Linked DNA regions of Homo sapiens: region 1 is linked to region 2. Evidence: chromatin loops called from intact Hi-C (ENCODE). Cell type or tissue: mammary epithelial cell. All regions are shown on one strand. Each heading gives the region's core, and the rest is flanking DNA. Links, peaks and the distances in the headings are about the cores only.

Evidence for each region. A loop is a pair of places that touch in the nucleus more often than their neighbours do. Peaks named below come from ENCODE experiments on the same cell type or tissue, not always from the same donor. Only the 100,000 strongest peaks of a DNase experiment are listed, where the experiment ranks them.
Region 1: it touches region 2 in a loop (7-fold over the local background); 3 of 110 quality-filtered maps call a loop at or near these places.

Annotation. Positions count from the first base shown.
Region 1 is chr5:143,223,967-143,232,479 of GRCh38, forward strand. It overlaps ARHGAP26 (Rho GTPase activating protein 26), which reads left to right. Exons shown (of 23, transcript NM_001135608.3): 23 at 1-5,041. Among named protein-coding and RNA genes, the nearest start is that of ARHGAP26-IT1, 36 kb to the left of the region's middle. RefSeq lists an enhancer at 5,603-5,662. In mammary epithelial cell, for the core only: no CTCF peak of the experiment used is centred there; no DNase peak of the experiment used is centred there.
Region 2 is chr5:143,152,456-143,160,968 of GRCh38, forward strand. The region is part of intron 20 of ARHGAP26 (Rho GTPase activating protein 26); the gene reads left to right. Among named protein-coding and RNA genes, the nearest start is that of ARHGAP26-IT1, 36 kb to the right of the region's middle. In mammary epithelial cell, for the core only: a CTCF peak has its summit at 3,178; a DNase peak (open chromatin) is centred at 2,636; H3K27ac peaks cover 1,242 bases.

The DNA of each region.
Region 1 (8,513 bases), core at 69-8,068, 71 kb after region 2:
CCGATGGACCGTCAAGCTCCCCAGGAGCCCCTTGGATGGCAGCGTTGCTTCAGAGTGTTTCCTGTTTCTGGAATTCCTTGTTAGGGAACTTTAAAGAAGAAAAGAAAAACTTGAATTGTGTTGAATTACTGTATCTTTTACTTTTTTTTTTTTGAAAAGATAAACTTGTAAATAGAGTGATTTGAAATACTATATGGCAAAGTTTTATATTTGATATTCTTTAAGTTAGTTGCTCACACACTTAGGCTTTGATTGCTGAAGAAGTATGTTTAAGAGGGAGAGAGGGGAGGCAAAGCTGAAGAGAGTCAAGGTCACTGTCCCCGCTTCGGCCTGAAGGAAAGAGAAGACATTTCTATGGCCTTGCTCTCTGCTGTCCTGTTGGTGGGCACGACACATCAGTGGTGTTCAGTCTTTATGTGTTTTTAAGCATCCCTTGGGCTTTGGATTTGGAGATGGGAAGAGCATCTCCAGGCAATGAGTTTTTCAAAGAATGCCTACTTAGTAGTAAGATGAAGCTCAGGATTTAAATAAGTGGGGTCAGGCATTCGAGTTTTTGTCTTTCTTCTCAGGTGTATTTCTTGGTACCCCCAAGATATCAGGCCAGAAAGAGATGAGTCAGTTGCTGTGCTCTTTACTTCTTTTTCTCCACATCTTCTGAGGCTTTAGAAATGTGGACAAGCTAGTTTTCAAATTTTGTGTGCGTCTGTAAGTTCTTAAAGAACCAGCTTCTTAGAATGTTCAGTTCTCAATGTGCTGCTGCTTTCCCTTCTCCTAAACATTTTAAAACTCTTCCCTTTCACCTCCAATTCCCGTGATCCCAAAAGAAGAGGAAGACTCCAGGAGGGGTATAGATTGTGCCGTCATAGCTTTACAGGTGGTTTTAAAGTTAACAGGGGTTTGTCATGGTGATTCACTACTCAGTTTATCAGCTCAAGGATTATACAGCTCTTTTCCGGGAACTCACCCAGGAGCAAGCGAGACACTACCATTGAATCAGGGAATGAGAATTAAGAATGGACAGGACCAAGACAGAACTCAAGAAAGCCACTGGGGAAAACTCGAGAAGAAAGGGAGTATACTAGTAGGTTAGATCTGTGAACCTGAGGACAAGAAGACCTTGGGAAATGGAGGCCTCAGGGGATGTGCATTCACATACTATTACGCTTCTCAAAGAGAGACCAACATCATGCTTTTAACACATTTGATGAGGTTTTTTATTTGTGTTTTTGTTTGTTTTTTGAGATGGAGTCTCACTCTGTGGCCCAGGCTGGAGTGCAGTGGCGCAATCTTGGCTCACTGCAACCTCCACCTCCCAGGTTCAAGTGATTCTCCTGTCTCAGCCTCCCAAGTAGCTGGGACTACAGGCATGAGCCATCACACCCAGCTAGTTTTTTGTATTTTTAGTAAAGATGGGGTTTTGCCATGTTTGCCAGGCTGATCTCGAACTCCTGACCTCAAGTGATCTGCCCACTTCAGACCCCCAAAGTGCTGGGATTCCAGGTGTGAGCCGCTGCGGCCGACCACATTTGATGTTTGAAGTTGTAATCTGTCCCATCATAAACTTACCTGGAGCTCATGTGGAGGAACAGAAGGCCAAGATCCTTGCTTTGGGGGTGCCTCACGAAGCATCCCTGTAGACATTTGGCCCCAGCTTCACTGCTTGGAAGCATGTCCCTCCCTCTTGAGTTGGCTCTGATTTGAAATCGGGAGAAACAGAGCTGCTGCCAATGGGATCTTTTAGGTAACTCCCTCCCTAGCTTCCGTGTGTCTGTGCAGTGCCCATGAGCTGCTGCCAATGGGATCTTTCAGGTACCCCCTCCCCAGCTTCCCTGTGGCTGTGCGGTGCCCTTGACAGATGGCTTCTCTGTTTCCCTTTGCCCAGCCAGGCTCCCCTCCTTCCTATTAGCTACAAAACTGGATAAACTTCAGAATATGAGCCAATGAGTAGGAAGGAACTTGAAGACTAAAGATTTTACTCTCTCCCCTATCCATGCCCCCTACCTCTGACTCTCTCTGTGTGAACAGGAAACTTTAGGGCAGATGAGGAGAATGAATTGGTTATCAGAGTGGAAGACCATGGCCCAGGATCCCTGAGCTTTCCCAGTAGCCTCCAGTTTCCTTTGTAAGACCCAGGGATCACTTAGCCATAGCCTGAATCTTTTAGGGGTATTAAGGTCAGCCTCTCACTCTTCCTTCAGGTTACTAACAAAATTTCGTAGCTAAAGAATGCCATGGCCGGGTGCAGTGGCTCACGCCTATAATCCCAGCACTTTGGGAGGCCGAGGCGGGCGGATCACGAGGTCAGGAGATTGAGACCATCCTGGCTACGACGGTGAAACCCCGTCTCTACTAAAAATACAAAAAATTAGCCGGGTGTGGTGGCGGGCGCCTGTAGTCCCAGCTACTCTGGAGGCTGAGGCAGGAGAATGGCATGAACCCAGGAGGCAGAGATTGCAGTGAGCCAAGATCACGCCCCTGCACTCCAGCCTGGGTGACAGAGCCAGACTCCGTCTCAAAGGAAAAAAAAAAAAAAAAAAAAAGAATGCCATGCCAGGAGAAGACAGCTGGTTTCAAATCCCTGCCCCCAGGCAAGTAAAACCCTGACTTGCTCAAGACAGAAGATCTTTTCTCCTGTTTTTCAAAATAAACATATATAGGGATGGACCCTGTGCATTGTGGCCTGCCTTGGTGTCCTAGAATTGGAGCCAGTCTTTAGCTTAATGTCTGAAGTATTTATACGGCCAATATGTGTTTTCTTATGTCAGACCACACTGTCTTTTTGAATATCAGTTCATTTCCTCTCACCGAGTGCTTTTCGGTGAGAGGCAAAGAGAAAGAATGAACAATCAAGTATTGACAGACTGGCATTAGCAGGACAGAGCCATACTAGTGACAAGGGCATCCCAAGGCACTTGCCCAGAGCTGCAGAGTTGTGTGTGCCATACCTGCGGCTCAAAGGGAAGGCCTTCTATCCCCTGAGTTTCTATCAGCTGAAAATGGCAACTGCTGTCTCAGTAAAAGCTCTGTCTTGACTGCAGAGGCTCCAAAAGCATTCACAGTTGAGGGGGAGAAAGACAGAAAGAAGAAGCCAAAGATAACCTGATCCCTGCCTGTCTGTTGGCACCTGTCATCCTCTGGCTTCTGCTCCCAAAAGCAAGTCTGGATGACTGAGTTTTGTGGACATGGCACTCCCGGAGACAGCAGTGGCCACCATGGCACCCAGAGTTTGCCCAAGTACTGAATGTTTTGTGAGCAACCATGTTCCCCAAGTAGGTAGCCAGCGCTGCAGAAACCAAACAGCCTCTTAGCTACCTGACTTTAAAAGGAATGACCTAGGTGTTCTGCCAAAGGAGTTATCTATCATCTCTGGCAAACTTGACAATCATCACTTACCTCGACAACCCTGCCCCACATCACTTTATAAAGTCAGCAGGATGTCTTCTCACCCACCCTGTGCTGGTGTCTAACAAATTTATCTTGTCATGCTCAAATGTGTTTGGCAGCCACACCGATCGGCTGGGTGCTGAACCGCCTCTCTGTAATTGTAGCATCAAAATGACAACAGCAGCAGAGCAGCGAATCTTGCACAGCCCCACAGCATGCCTGAGACAAGACTCCAACAAGTAATAATTAGCTTTTTTTCTCCTGCCGCCTACAGTACCTGTCTAACTAAAGAGCTTCCCAAAGTGGAGGGAAAGGCCATAGAATCCAGGTGTCATTCAGAGCCAGTCCTTGCTGAAATGTGGTCTTCCAGTGGAAGCACCTGTATTATTGAGAGGAAAAAGTGTTGGATGCAAAGTAACACCAGGACTAGAGAGAAAGAGAAAGGTGAACCATCCTAAGGAGCTTTGGATACTTTTTTAGAAGGATAAATATTATGCTTACTGAGGAGAAAAAAAAAAGCGATCACAGAAAAATTTCACAGCTAATATTTTTACAAAAGTTGTGCCAGACATTACAGAGTGAAAACGTCTCTCAAGGTGGAATGCTTTAGAGAGCAAAGGCTTAGCATAGACCTAGACCCTTGTGTGGGTATGACATGACATGACATGTCCATGTCAAAATTCACTTTAGTCAGAACCAGAGTATTGATAAACAAAATGTCAGTTACCTGGAGCAGTCCTGGAGAGGTTAAGACATTCTATACTGTTCTACGTCAACCATTTCTACAAAGTTGTCCAGACACCTAAAAGCAGCTTTCTTGGTTATCCAGATGCCAGAATCAACCTTGTATCTGACAATGCACATCTGTTGATTCTAAAGTATATTTATGTGTGTGTGTATGTGTGTGTATACAGCACATATTTACATCTATGAAGACATAGACACTTACAGAGACCCACATGAGCTGGCACTTTCTGAGCCTTTACAGCCTTTAAGACTCGGAGGTTGAGAATTAGAGACACAAGAGAGGCTGTGGATGGCCTATTAAAATGATTAAAGATGTAAATTCAGTGCCATTTTAAAACTGTTCATATTTATCAAACAATTACTGTCTACAGCTACATTTTTTGTTAACTTACTTAAAGTCATGTCGCAAGAAAGATCAAACCCATGAATGCTTAGTAGCTAAGGCTAGTGTTCAAAAGCACTCTAAAAGACATTTTGTCCACATTTTGGAAAAGAAAATATTTGCATGTTTAATTCATAATTTAGGCTATCTTTGAGTATACTGTAAAGTGCTGTGTGATATAATATCAATAAAGTACTTATTAAATGGCACTTTAATGTTTTCTTTTAAAATAACGCACTGTTCTAAACTTCAGTATTGACTATTGACTCGTGCATAGAATCCAATGCTGTAATTAGAAAGTAATCTGTGACTAGAATAGACCTTTGTCCCTGTTAGTAGCCCTGTTGCCATGTTCAGGCTTTTAAAAAATGCTTTTGTGTCACCAAATATATCTATAAAGAAAACAAAATTTCTGTTCAGAGGCCTCTGAAACTTGGCTTTCTTACATGTGGTTGGTTTATGTGACAATCCCTATGAAATGAGTGGACGTATGATTTTTGAATTAAATGACTTTTCCATTTGGTGGTATTTTCTTGAGTTTCTGATAGAGTTTGACTCAATACATGCTTTAATATGTCTTCAAATAAGCATATATACATGATGATCAAAGGTCACAAGTCTCGGCTCCTGCGGTTTTTGGTGACAACCACCGTGCTTATTTCTGATGAGCTCTGAGAAGCTTTGCTTTCCATTTAGGAAGAGGTCAGATGCTAGGAAACTTGAGAATTTGCTCCTCAGGCATATTAAACAATTGAGCCCGAAGAGTCATAGTCCACTTCACATTTCTAACGTTCTTCTCTTAGAATACATATTGTTTTATTCTTCCTAAATTTGACTTTCTAATCACCTATTTTCTGAAACCTCATGAACACAAGGATGGAATCATCAGAGCCAGAACACAGGCAATGCCCCCAGCACAGCTGGTTTGTAAGTCTGTTGTTTAGAGCTTGTTGCATGCTGTCCCAGGCCAAGCCAGATCACTGAGTCTTCGCATTCATCATGTCCCTTCCAGATACATTCTGAGTGGCAGCCTGGGACCCAGGCTTCCAGTGAGCTCCCAGCTTCTGCCACAAGCACAGAGGACTCCCTGATGGGCTCAGTGGAGGCGGCATGGGGAAGCCAGCGCTCTGGGGACTGAGGATGAGGCTTCTGGCTTCAGATGCTTGCCCTGGGAGGGGAGGAAGGGATGTGAAGCTCCCTTGGTCCTGGTTCTAAGGGGAGGGGGGCTATTTAAATGCGTGGGTCACATGTGAGCTGTCTGCTTGTCCTCATTTGCCACTTCGGGCACTCGTTTACCCCTGTGAACAGCACAGGCTGGCAGCAGCTGCTGCCCTCACTGAGTTGACAGCCTCCTCTGGAAAACTCCCCCAGCACCCAAAGCGTCCCACATGTGTGGGTCATCCTGTAACTAGGCGAGGCTTTCTGAGTATGGTGTACATCTATGTCTGATCCTTCATGGAGAGAATGAAATACGTGGTGTGTATTTTATCTTTGTCCTTGGCCTTTCCAATAGATTTCCCAATCACTTCAACTTTCATGCCTTCCTAGCAGAAGGTTTTAATTTTGTTTTGCTTTTAACAGCCACTCAGAGCAGAGCGCAAACTGTCACGTCCTGTGGTTTTGCTTGGTGTTTTTCACTCAGTTCTGACTGCATGATTAGTCCTAAGAGCACCTGGGTTAGAAGTGGATTTGATTGACAGTTGAAATTAGGTAAATGTTAGAGAGTGAGTGTGATGAGAGATTTTCTCAGACCCCAAACACGCTTGCTCATGAGAATTAAGTCATGGCTCTAATTTCTTATTTTCTCAGTTCTTTCCCAACCTCCACTCAGATACCACACTTCTCTCCTACCTGAATGTGTCAGTGTCATTGGCTTGCCCTGCTTTTAATAGCACCAAGCTAAGCTGCCACTAATTAACTATGCGGGGTTAGTCAGTGTTGGCTGACTGCAGCCTGCACAGCAGCCAAGGGAGGCTCTAACCTCCATGGTAACTGCTCGGGGTGGGTGAGGTTTGTCACATGGAGGAGCTTTGCATAACCATCCGCAGGGAAGGGGCATGCCCATGCCGGGATGCATCCTTCAGAAAGCCACCCTGCGGTACCCAGTCAACATCAGACAGTGAGGACCAAAGCCAGAAGGTTTTAAGTTGAAATGATCAACACGGAGACCCTCTGTATCCCACAGCACTTAGCAACTCCTGTCGCACTGTAAATCTGTCACGTCTCTTACGTCATTGGCTCCATGAAGCCTGCTGCAACTTCCTATTAGCTGAAAGCCAGGTAGCTTTGATGCCTTCCCCAGGCCAACCAGCAAATTAGTAAAAACGTGAGTCCATGGGTTCTTTCTTTAGGTGCCAAATCACATCTTACCCTCCAGGTCTTGTGCCCACCGTAAACTTGAAATATTTGTTCTGACACTGTGGCTGGATGTCCTTTTGGGATTTGTGGGTGGGGGTAGATTATTGGAAAGAATTATTAACTGTTTTTCTACCTTTTCTGAATCTTCGTGACAAAGAAAAGGAGTAGTCATGCTTGCCTCACCTGTGATGAGCAAGTTGAAATTATGGCCGTAGAGGATGGCCATCTTTCTGTTACACCTTTTCTCCTATCACACCATTTTTCTCCCTCATGTACTTTCTACCTATAATTAATTCATGATTTGTCATCAAATGTTTGAGGCCCATCTTGCTCTTAATAAACAGCTCAGTTAGGACAGAGACCAGGTCTTGTTCATCTCTGCCCAGTACCCAGCCCAGGGCTGGCATGCAGCAGGTGCTCATAGCCCCTGGGTGGGCTGACCAAGGGGAAAAAAAGTGGGGAAAGCACTGCACTAGAAGGCAGTTCCTCCTCCCTGTTTTACTCTACAGTTATAGTTGGAAGAAAGAAATTGCATGTTATTACACTTGGGTACTTGAACACAGGGTAACTTTGTGACCCTTGGCAAAACGCACCATTTGCTCACATACTGGGATTGGAGCTTGTGGGAGGAAGACCTCCCACCCTCCACTCAGGCACACACAGCCACATTCTTTCCCAGCCTCCTTGGCTGGTGCTGGGCACAAGAAACCATCTGGAGAAGCAGCTGACCAAGAGCCCGAGACCCTGTGCTGTCATCTGGGTTACTTAGGGGTTGTTTCATGAACCTTATGTGAAAAGGGCCTGCCTTCAAGCAAAACCACATCAGAATCACCCCCAAACATAAAAGAAGTATTCCTTTGTAAAGTCCCTTCACGGAAATTCCACACTGTCCCACAGGAGTTTGGTCTGATATCTAACACTCTCACTGAGGGAATTCTTTGGGTCTGACTGAAGTTTCCCATGTGGCAGCTTAAGTCCATTTCCGTTCTGTTTTTCCTTACAGTGGGGAGTAACTGGCCATGGCCCATTGAGAGCAATCACCCTCGATTTTTTATGTTTCCATTCAGCCATCAGTTATTGACCACCTCTTCCATGCCGGAGCTGCTACAACCAGGAAGTGTAAGACATGATCTCTGTCTTCAGGGAACTCAAAATTGGCTTCTGCCATAGGGAAATATACAAGGAACAGCGTTTGCCATGTGGTATGACCATACTAGCAGTGTGTGGCAGGTAGTGCAGTGCGATGAGGAAGAGGCATCCTTCCTACTGGGAAATAGGAACCAGAGAAAGTTTCACGGAAGAGGTGGCATTCAAGATGGACCTTGAAAGATAGAGAAGAGTTTCCCACTTAGGCAAATGGAGACATGTCCCAAGCAGAAGGACAGCAAGGATCAAGAATGAAGGGGGGAGAGAGAGAAATGGGGAAGGTGGGAGTGGGGAGAAAGAGCAGAGAGAGAGAGGTGGCTGGGTGGTTAGGTATGATTTCAATGTGACTGAAACATGAGGAGTCAGGGCTTTCTGGAGAATTGAAAACTCTAGTCACCCTTACCCACCCCGCCTGTTAGCCTTTAGGCTCTGTTTTCTCTCAATGACTGACAATATTAGCTAACATTTAACTAGGTACCTAACGCTGTACTATATT
Region 2 (8,513 bases), core at 148-8,147:
GGTTACACTAAACCTATGTGAAACTTGGGAGCAGATGATACTCTCTGGTCTCTATAATCTCACAGCTGGCCTGCTTCACTTTTATACCTAATGCCTGTAGGCCCATAGTAGATTAAAAATGGCCATAGAATCTTTGCAACCCCTCCCATTAAGAGCTGGAGCCCTTGAATCTAGGCTGACCTTTACCCTTTGACTTATTTTGGCCAATAGAATGTGGAGGAAGTGACATCATGTGCCTTCCCAGGCCCAGGCCACAATGCCTCACAGCTTTCTCTCTCATTCTCTTGGAACCCAGTCACCATGTAAAGAAGCCTGTTGTAGCCTCCTTAAAGATGACGGATTACTGGAGAGAGAAGCCCAGCTATCTCTCTCAGCGCAGCTCAGCATTGGGACCACCAGTCAGTTGAATGCAGCCACCTGGGTTAGTCAGGCAAGACCAGCCAAAGCTTCCCAGACAACCTATAGATTCATGATAAATATCACATTGTGATTATTGGAACCCAGTGAGTTTAGGGTGGTTTAATATGCAGTGATAGTAAACTGACACAAGTCCTGTGAGTTTGTGACCGCGGAGTCATGGGCAGCTGTCTTGGGATGGGGCTGAGCTGTCTGCATGAATAGAAAGGTATGGAAGAGTCTCACTATAGTATAGTGCAGCATGGAGACTAGCCTCTCGGTTTTCAGAATCTTCTTGGAAAGAAAACAACTTGTAACTGAGATTCTAAGAAATTTGGGAAACAAAATTTATGGCTAATGGCTGAGGCAAACAAGAAAGGTGGCTCAAATATTGGAATGGAAAGCAGGAAACCCTAGGTTTTAGTTCTGGCATCGACATTGCCTGGCTGATGATACTGGTCTCTGGACCTGAGCATGCCCACTACCACCATCTTCCACTGTCTCTGGTGGAAGAAATGGGGCTGATCCACCTCCAAGGATGAGGGTCGTTCAATGGGTGCTTACTGAGGGCTGCAGAAATAAATCATTCTCTCCTTCCACAGTGACCAGTGGGGCATCATGCCAACTCCTTTCTGGGAGAGAGTGATTTTAAAGGAGGAAGTAAACAAATGCTGAGAAAGAAGTCAGGGAATGCCCCACCAGGGACATAACATGCTGCAGTAATTTCCCCAAATTAGAAACTACTAGGTAAATGCCTTCTTTAGACCACAAAGATTGAAAGATTGAAAGAAAGCTAGGAGGGCTGGGATGATTACTGCAATGATGGAACCCAACCTTGGAGTTCTCTCTGCCTAAGTGGTCCCCACCCCTAAAAAATAACTAACTGCTCAGTAGCCTCATAAATAAAACTAATTTTTCTCGTCCTTCTGTCTTAACACACACGCTCATGCATTTCCAAGTTATTTCTGGTGACCTAAAAGACGCACGCATGCCAAACGCCTGCAGATTCTGCCAGAGTCAACCTTCTTCTCCTGTCTTAGTGGCCAGAGAACAGTCCCTGGAATTCAAAGGATAAACAAGGCCTGCGTCCAGACAGAGTTGTTTCTCTGAAACATTGCTGGCTTCTTCTGAGTTTGATTCAGCTGTTCTCTGATGAAATTCAGGGAAAACTTGCCTTCAGAGATATCTCTCAAATTTTACTAATCTTCCACTTTAGTTGGTCAACATTCATTCCACAAATGTCAATTGAACTCCTACTGTGGGCCTGGTGGTGGTCTGAGTGCTGAAGATACAGTGATTTAAAAATATTAAAAAAAAAAAAAGAGTTTCTGCTTTCATGGATTTTATATTCTAGTGGAGACAGGAGATAAATCAGTGTTTAACACAGTATGTCACACAGTATATTGAGAAGTCCCAGGGAGAAAACTAATGGAGAACCAAGGAGATAGGGATTTGGAGGAGAAGGAGGCAAGTGACTTTAGCTCTCTGTACCTCAGTTTTCTCATCTGTAAAATAGTGTGATCATAACCTCCTCAAATAGGTGGCATGAAAATTAAGATCATCTTTTACTTACGTATTTTAGTACTGTGTATGGCAATTAATAGTATTATTTTGGAGGGCTCCCCCCACAAACTGTCCTTACTTTTTCTCCAGTCCCTCAGCCATGGTATGTATTTTTCCTGTGCAGAGAAATGTCCCAGGCTGTCCCACTCACCTTCCCCCACCAGCCTCCTACCTTGAATCTGAGACTGGAGCTATAACTCAGTCCAGGCTTTAAGTGATCAGTGAAGAGGAGGAAGGAACTTCTGCTGTAGAGGCAGGTGCTACCCCTCCTTAAAGCAAGACCAGCTAGGGTAGACACGCCACACCCTGTTCCTGAAAGATTTGGAAACCTCTGAATCCCACAGGGTACCTGATAATTGTGTGCATAGCTGTTATTTATTGAGACCAAATGAATGGCAAAATGAATAATATGCATTAGACAAGTGATAATTCATAGCATTTTTTTTTTTAAAAAGCAATTTTACCATCCCCATGCTATTTTATGCCAAAGGGTTACACCCAAACAGGCTGCTATGCTTTTACTAGAATTGTCTCTATTTGTCATCCTTTGGAATGTGGGGCTTTGAAAGAGGAAGTTTTCCTCTGTGGCTGGATCAACTTTTTGTGGAGAAGGATCTTTCCTTTTAGATGGAGAATTCTGTTTCTCACCCACCTCCAAGCAGAAAAGATCTCTTCAGACCGATTTGCCTGAAAAGTTGGTGACATTCCCCACCTTTGGAAATAACCTGAACGCCTCATTGTTTTCAAAAGGATTCATTTGCCCCTCCTTGCTCCCCACAGTGCCCTTGGGGATTCCAGCTTACTTACTCGTTCATTGTTGTTTCTTGGACATGCCAGATACCCTCCCTCTGTCACCTCAGGCTCCTGGGCTGTGGAGGCCACAGCTCTGCCCTGTAACTAGGCCACGTTTCCTTGACATTTTCAGTTTGTTACTGGTGTGACCCATTTTCTGAGTGGCTTCATGTCCACTTTTCTCTTTCCCTAAGCAAGATCTCACTCATCAATCGGGAGCCCAGCTGGGCTTCCCTTGGTTGAGGGTGGAAATTCCTGCCTTCATCCAATTTTTATGAGATAAATGTGTTGGTTATTAGTGGTGGTTCTTCTTTTTTAAAATATAAAAATTGCTTGAGACAGACCTCACACTTGGTGACCCAGCAGGGTTTCTTTCCCAAGCACCAGGGACCCATCGGTGGCACTTGGATCTCTACAGCCTGTCAGCAGAGGGGGTATGGGAGGAGGTAAGGGCAGAGCGCCGTTTGAATGCCTAGCCACATCCCTGTTTTCCAGCAGAGTGGAAATCACAAATGGAAAAATGTTTTCCTTTACACATATTGTTCTGTTCTTTTCTCCTGTACAAGCTAAAATCATATAAAGGGTCTGTATTTTTTCTATAAACTTATAAATCTTGCTAAATAACCTAAAACAGTTTCCAAAAATTGCCCTGACATACACAGTACATGCTTAAAGCTTTGGAGTTTAATTAAAGGTATGAATGACTGAATTTCATTTTGAATTTAGCTGCCCTCAAATGCCTTATGACACTGTATTTTATTTGTGTAAGTGTTAGGCATTTTAAATCTCAAATTTTTGGTAGAATATTTGGGAAGGAAATAGGCTTAAGATTTCGCATGGCTTTTTCAACATTGTTATGCCTGTGAGGGAACTTTGAAGGAAATCTAAAGTGTTATTTTTCTTATTTAGGATTAGATTAGAATTGTTTCTACCTCTGTGTATTTAATCTGAGGGATCTTATTCGTAGATTCAGATTCTAAATTGGGTAAATTAAAAGTACATTAGAGTTCAAGTACTGCTTTTGAAACCTTTTTTAGTCAATCTGGAAAGCAGATGCTTACTTAGCTAGGAAAGCATTCCTAGTTGGAAACAGCCTTAGAATCTTGTTTTTAACTCCTTCTCTGCATTAGGGATCTGGAAAGCCAGGCAGGATCAACCATAGGCTTCATTTGGTCTCTGTTACACTGGTCTTCCAAGGCAGACCCTTAGCTCTGTGCACTGGTTCTCAGAGTGTGGTCCTGGGACCAGCATCATTGGTGTTACCTGGGAGCCTGTTAGATCTACAGAATCTCAGGCCTCACCCTAGACCTATAGGATCAGCATATTCTGGAAGGAGGGCCCTGCAATCTGTGTTTTACCAAACCCTGCAGATGATTCTGATACATGCTCAAGTCTGAGAGCCATAGTGCATAGTGATCTAGTGCGTTAAGCTCATGGACTTCCACCAGAATAAAATCAGGACTTACCTCAGTGTAAAGCTCTCAGGGCCAAGCCTGTGTCATCACCAGCACCCTATGATTGTCTGTGCAGTGATGACAGTACTGGGGCTTAACTGAGCTCTGCCCGTGGCCTTTGGGATCAGTCACAGCTTATATAGCTGAGGAGGGATGGGTTTGCTTTTCACAGGAACCTATTAGCTCACCAGGGCTGCACTTTCCATCTCCCCCCAAAAGCCCAGTCAGCTGCTTCGCAAATGCGTGCCTGTTGGTTACAAATCAAGACAGGGTGGGTGCATCAATTAATCAAGCCAGTAGATGTTTTTATTGTTTATCTATTGTGTGTGTAACATGAAAAGATCAAGATGCTGGTATTGACAGAAAAATAGCTCTCAGGCTATGTGATACTGAAGGTGATGGATGAGCATCGGCGTGGACAGATTAGAGATGTCTAAATCAGCATTTCCCAAACTGGTACAGGAAGGGAAGGGGGCAAGAGCTGCTTTGGACTAAGTTCAACACATTCTTTCTTTTTTTTTTTTTTTTTTTCTCGAGACAGAGTCTCACTCTGTCATCCAGGCTGGAGGTCAGTGGTGTAATCTTAGCCCACTGCAACCTCCACATCCTGGGTTCAAGCAATTCTCCCACCTCAGCCTCCCAAGTAGCTGGGACTACAGGTGCACACCTCCACATCCAGCTAATTTTTATATGTTTTGGCAGAGACAGCGTTTCACCATGTTGGCCAGGCTGGTCTTGAACTCCTGACCTCAAGTGATCCACCTGCCTCAGCCTCCCAAAATGCTGGGACTACAGGCGTGAGCCACCATGCCTGGCCAGTTCAACAAATTATTGACTAGAGAACTTCTGAGCCTTTAATATGTCCATCTTGAAGGGGCATCTCTTACGCTACATTTCCTAAATACGTTGACCATAGTACATGATTTCTACAGCACTTCTCTTAAGCCTCTTGAAAGAGCATTCCATGGTTTGGGAAATGCTATTCTAAATCGACATTCTACTTTTGAGGGGGGAAAATGTATTTCTCATAATGGATGGCATTACTATGGTAGAGATCCTTTCAGAGAACAGAGATTTTGTTTATATATAAGTGTATGGCCACAAATAGCTTTCCGAAGACTGAAATGGGTTATAGGGTTATATCACGTGAAAAGCATTGGTAAGCTTTAGAATCTGGGGCAGGGCAAAGCCTGTGTGGCCTGATTGTGGATCTACCAGGGTCAAGCCTCAGCTCTGCCATTTCCTAACTGTGTAAACTTGGGAAAGTTATTTGCTATCTCTAAGCTAAACCTCTTCAGTGAAATGGTAGCAATAATAATAATACCTACTTTCAAGGTTATAAGATAATGCCTTCCTAACACTTAGTAAATGGCCTCGTTCAGAGTATCAATCAATAAAACCAATCAATAAAAATTGGTTTCTACTATTATTTTTATTCCTTCTTCTTATTTGCTCTCAGACTGCTCCCCCTACCAATGAACAAACCCCTAGTGTTGATTTCTTTCCGTGGTGGCAGTGGATGGACACTCAATGTTTACTTTTGTTTATTTGTTTGATCCTGATGTAACATAAAGCAACCCAGATTAAAAACATTGATATAATTTTAAAAAGGAATTAAAATACCCCAAATTAAATTAACTATAAATAATAAAATACACTGAAATCAATAGAAGTGCTCCTCTTCCAAGACAGGCATCGAACTGTTTACACAAAGAGCGTTGGTCAAAGCCCCCTACCCTATTGTTCCTCCGTTGGGTGGAGCCAACTGGAAACTACGCTGATTAGGCTAGAAACTAATTGCAATCTCAACTCTCCACTGGGGAAGAATTTAGCCTCAGGAATTCCTCTCCAGCCTAGGACTCTGTGTTGATTTGACTGTCATTATGGCAAAAGGGAAAAGAGCTTCTGAAAAAAAAATTATCTGGAAATGTAGCATCTTAGTCATTCACTGCATTTGCACTATCAAATTCTCTTCTAATATCTATCACCTTCCTTCACAAGGAAGCAGTGGAGTTCTCACTAAGACATTGCTTTAATGTTCCTTCTAATATTCTTTATGAAGTAAAGGCAGCTGGTGATGGGGCTATTCCCTGGCTGTTGTCAAAAATACTCAGAAAAGGGATAAAATAGCTGCATTACAGACTACCCTATTACCTCTTGTTGCCCTATACAGGAGAAGCCTTGTCTTCAGGGAAAACCAAGATGTTATTGTCCACAAACAAACAAACAAACAAAGGCAAAGGTGTTCATTCAAGGTTGATGTATTAGGATCCTAAGAAGAAACTTTGGTGCATTCAAAATAACATAACTCAAGGAGGGTTTATTAACAAAAGAGTTGGTGCCGAGGAATCACAAGAGATAGTAGAGTAAGCCAGGGCTAGCAGCTGCTGCCCAGTCACCACCCTTAGCTGAGAGAACATGAGAGGAAAGTGGTACAGGAACCCAGAAGGATATATGAGTTGGTGTCTTGACAGGAGCAGTGACCTTCAGTCAAGGGACACAGCCAGACCTTTCAGAAATGGAATAAATGCCTTGGCCGTCTCCTTCCCCCTGCTAGTCTAAAGAGCTCCCCATTGGTGAACCCAACAGGAAGCCCGAGGTTGCAAAAGCCCTGTTGAAGAAATCCATGCTGGTTAGATCCCAGAGAAGAGATCAGGGTAAAGATTGTGTCTGGAGAGGCAAATTAATGATGTCCAAAGAGTGGAAACAGCAGGAATAGCTATCAATAAAGGACGGCCTAAATAAATAGTAGAGTTGAGTACTATCCAGTACAACAGAGGAATTAGGTAGTTCTGTATGTGCTGGTCTAGAGCTGCCTTCAAAGGCACATTAAAGGGGGAAAAAATGGTGCAGGACAGTGTGCAGCTGTGACTCTCAGTCCAGATGGCACATCAGCACCACATGGGGAGCCTAAAATAAAAATTACCAACATCTAGGCCCCTTCCCTGGAGCCTCAGAGTTAACTGATCTGATGTAGGGTCTGAGTGGTGGTATGTTTCTGAAGCCTCCCAAGTGATTTTGATATGCATCTAGATTTGAAAACCATCAGTGTACATTATATGATACTATTTTATATAAGAATCCAGGGATATAGACACAGGATTTATAGACACACATGGGTGGGTGTAATATCTGTAATATTTCTGGGAAGATACAGGGGAATGAATCTGTGTGGTTTTCCCTGAAGGAGGCAGATGGGATGGTGATCTGTGGCGGAAGGAACACTGCCTTTTCATTTTAACACTACCCTCTTGTGGTATGGGATTTTTTTTTTTTTTACATGTGTGTGCATTGATTGTTTAGCTTCAAAAACTCAGAAATACATTTGCTTGGTTTTGAAATGACCATTCATTCATTCTCTTAAAGCTTTGGAACATGTCTTAGTGAGAAAAGATTTTTCTTTTTTTTTTTTTTTTTGAGACGGAGTCTCGCTCTGTCACCCAGGCTGGAGTGCAGTGGTGCAATCTCGGCTCACTGCAAGCTCTGCCTCCTGGGTTCACACCATTCTCCTGCCTCAGCCTCCTGAATAGCTGGGACTACAGGTGCCCGCCACCACACCTTGCTAATTTTTTTTATTTTTAGTAGAGATGGAGTTTCACCGTGTTAGCCAGGATGGTCTCAATCTCCTGACCTCACGATCCACCTGCCTCAGCCTCCCAAAGTGCTGGGATTACAGGCATGAGCCACCATGCCTGGCCAAGATTTTTCTTTTTAACCTTAAACTTTTTTGTGTTACCTCAATAGCTAGGAGTCTAAATGAGATGCTATTTGACAGAAGAGTAAGGCCTTTACCAAGAAGTTGTTGCTTTTGGTGGTTTTTTTTTCTTTCTTTTTTTTTCTTTTTAGACAGGGTCTCACTCTGTTTCCCAGGCTGAGTTCAGTGGTGCAATCACAGCTCACTGCAGCCTCAACCTCTTAGGCTCAAGCGATCCTTCCACCTTAGCTCCTGAGTAGCTGGATAGTCCCAGGCATGTGCCACCATACCCAGCTAATTTTTTATTTTTTGTAGAGATGGGGTCTTGCTATGTCGCCCAGGCTAGTCCCCTGGATGCAAGAGATCCTCCCACCTCGGCATCCCAAAGTGCTGGGATTACAGGTGTGAGTCATTGTGCCTGGCCTGGTATATTTTAAGTGAAAATGAAATTAAGGCCATTGGTCATTGAATCATTCCATCAATGGCCAAATGGCTCCCTCTCTCCAGGCTGGCCTCGCCCAGGGCTCTGTGTCAGTGTAGTAAGTGGTAACTGTTGGCACAGCAGAAGAAATCACATATGGAGTTAACTGAGCTCTCGCTCAGGAAGCTGAGTA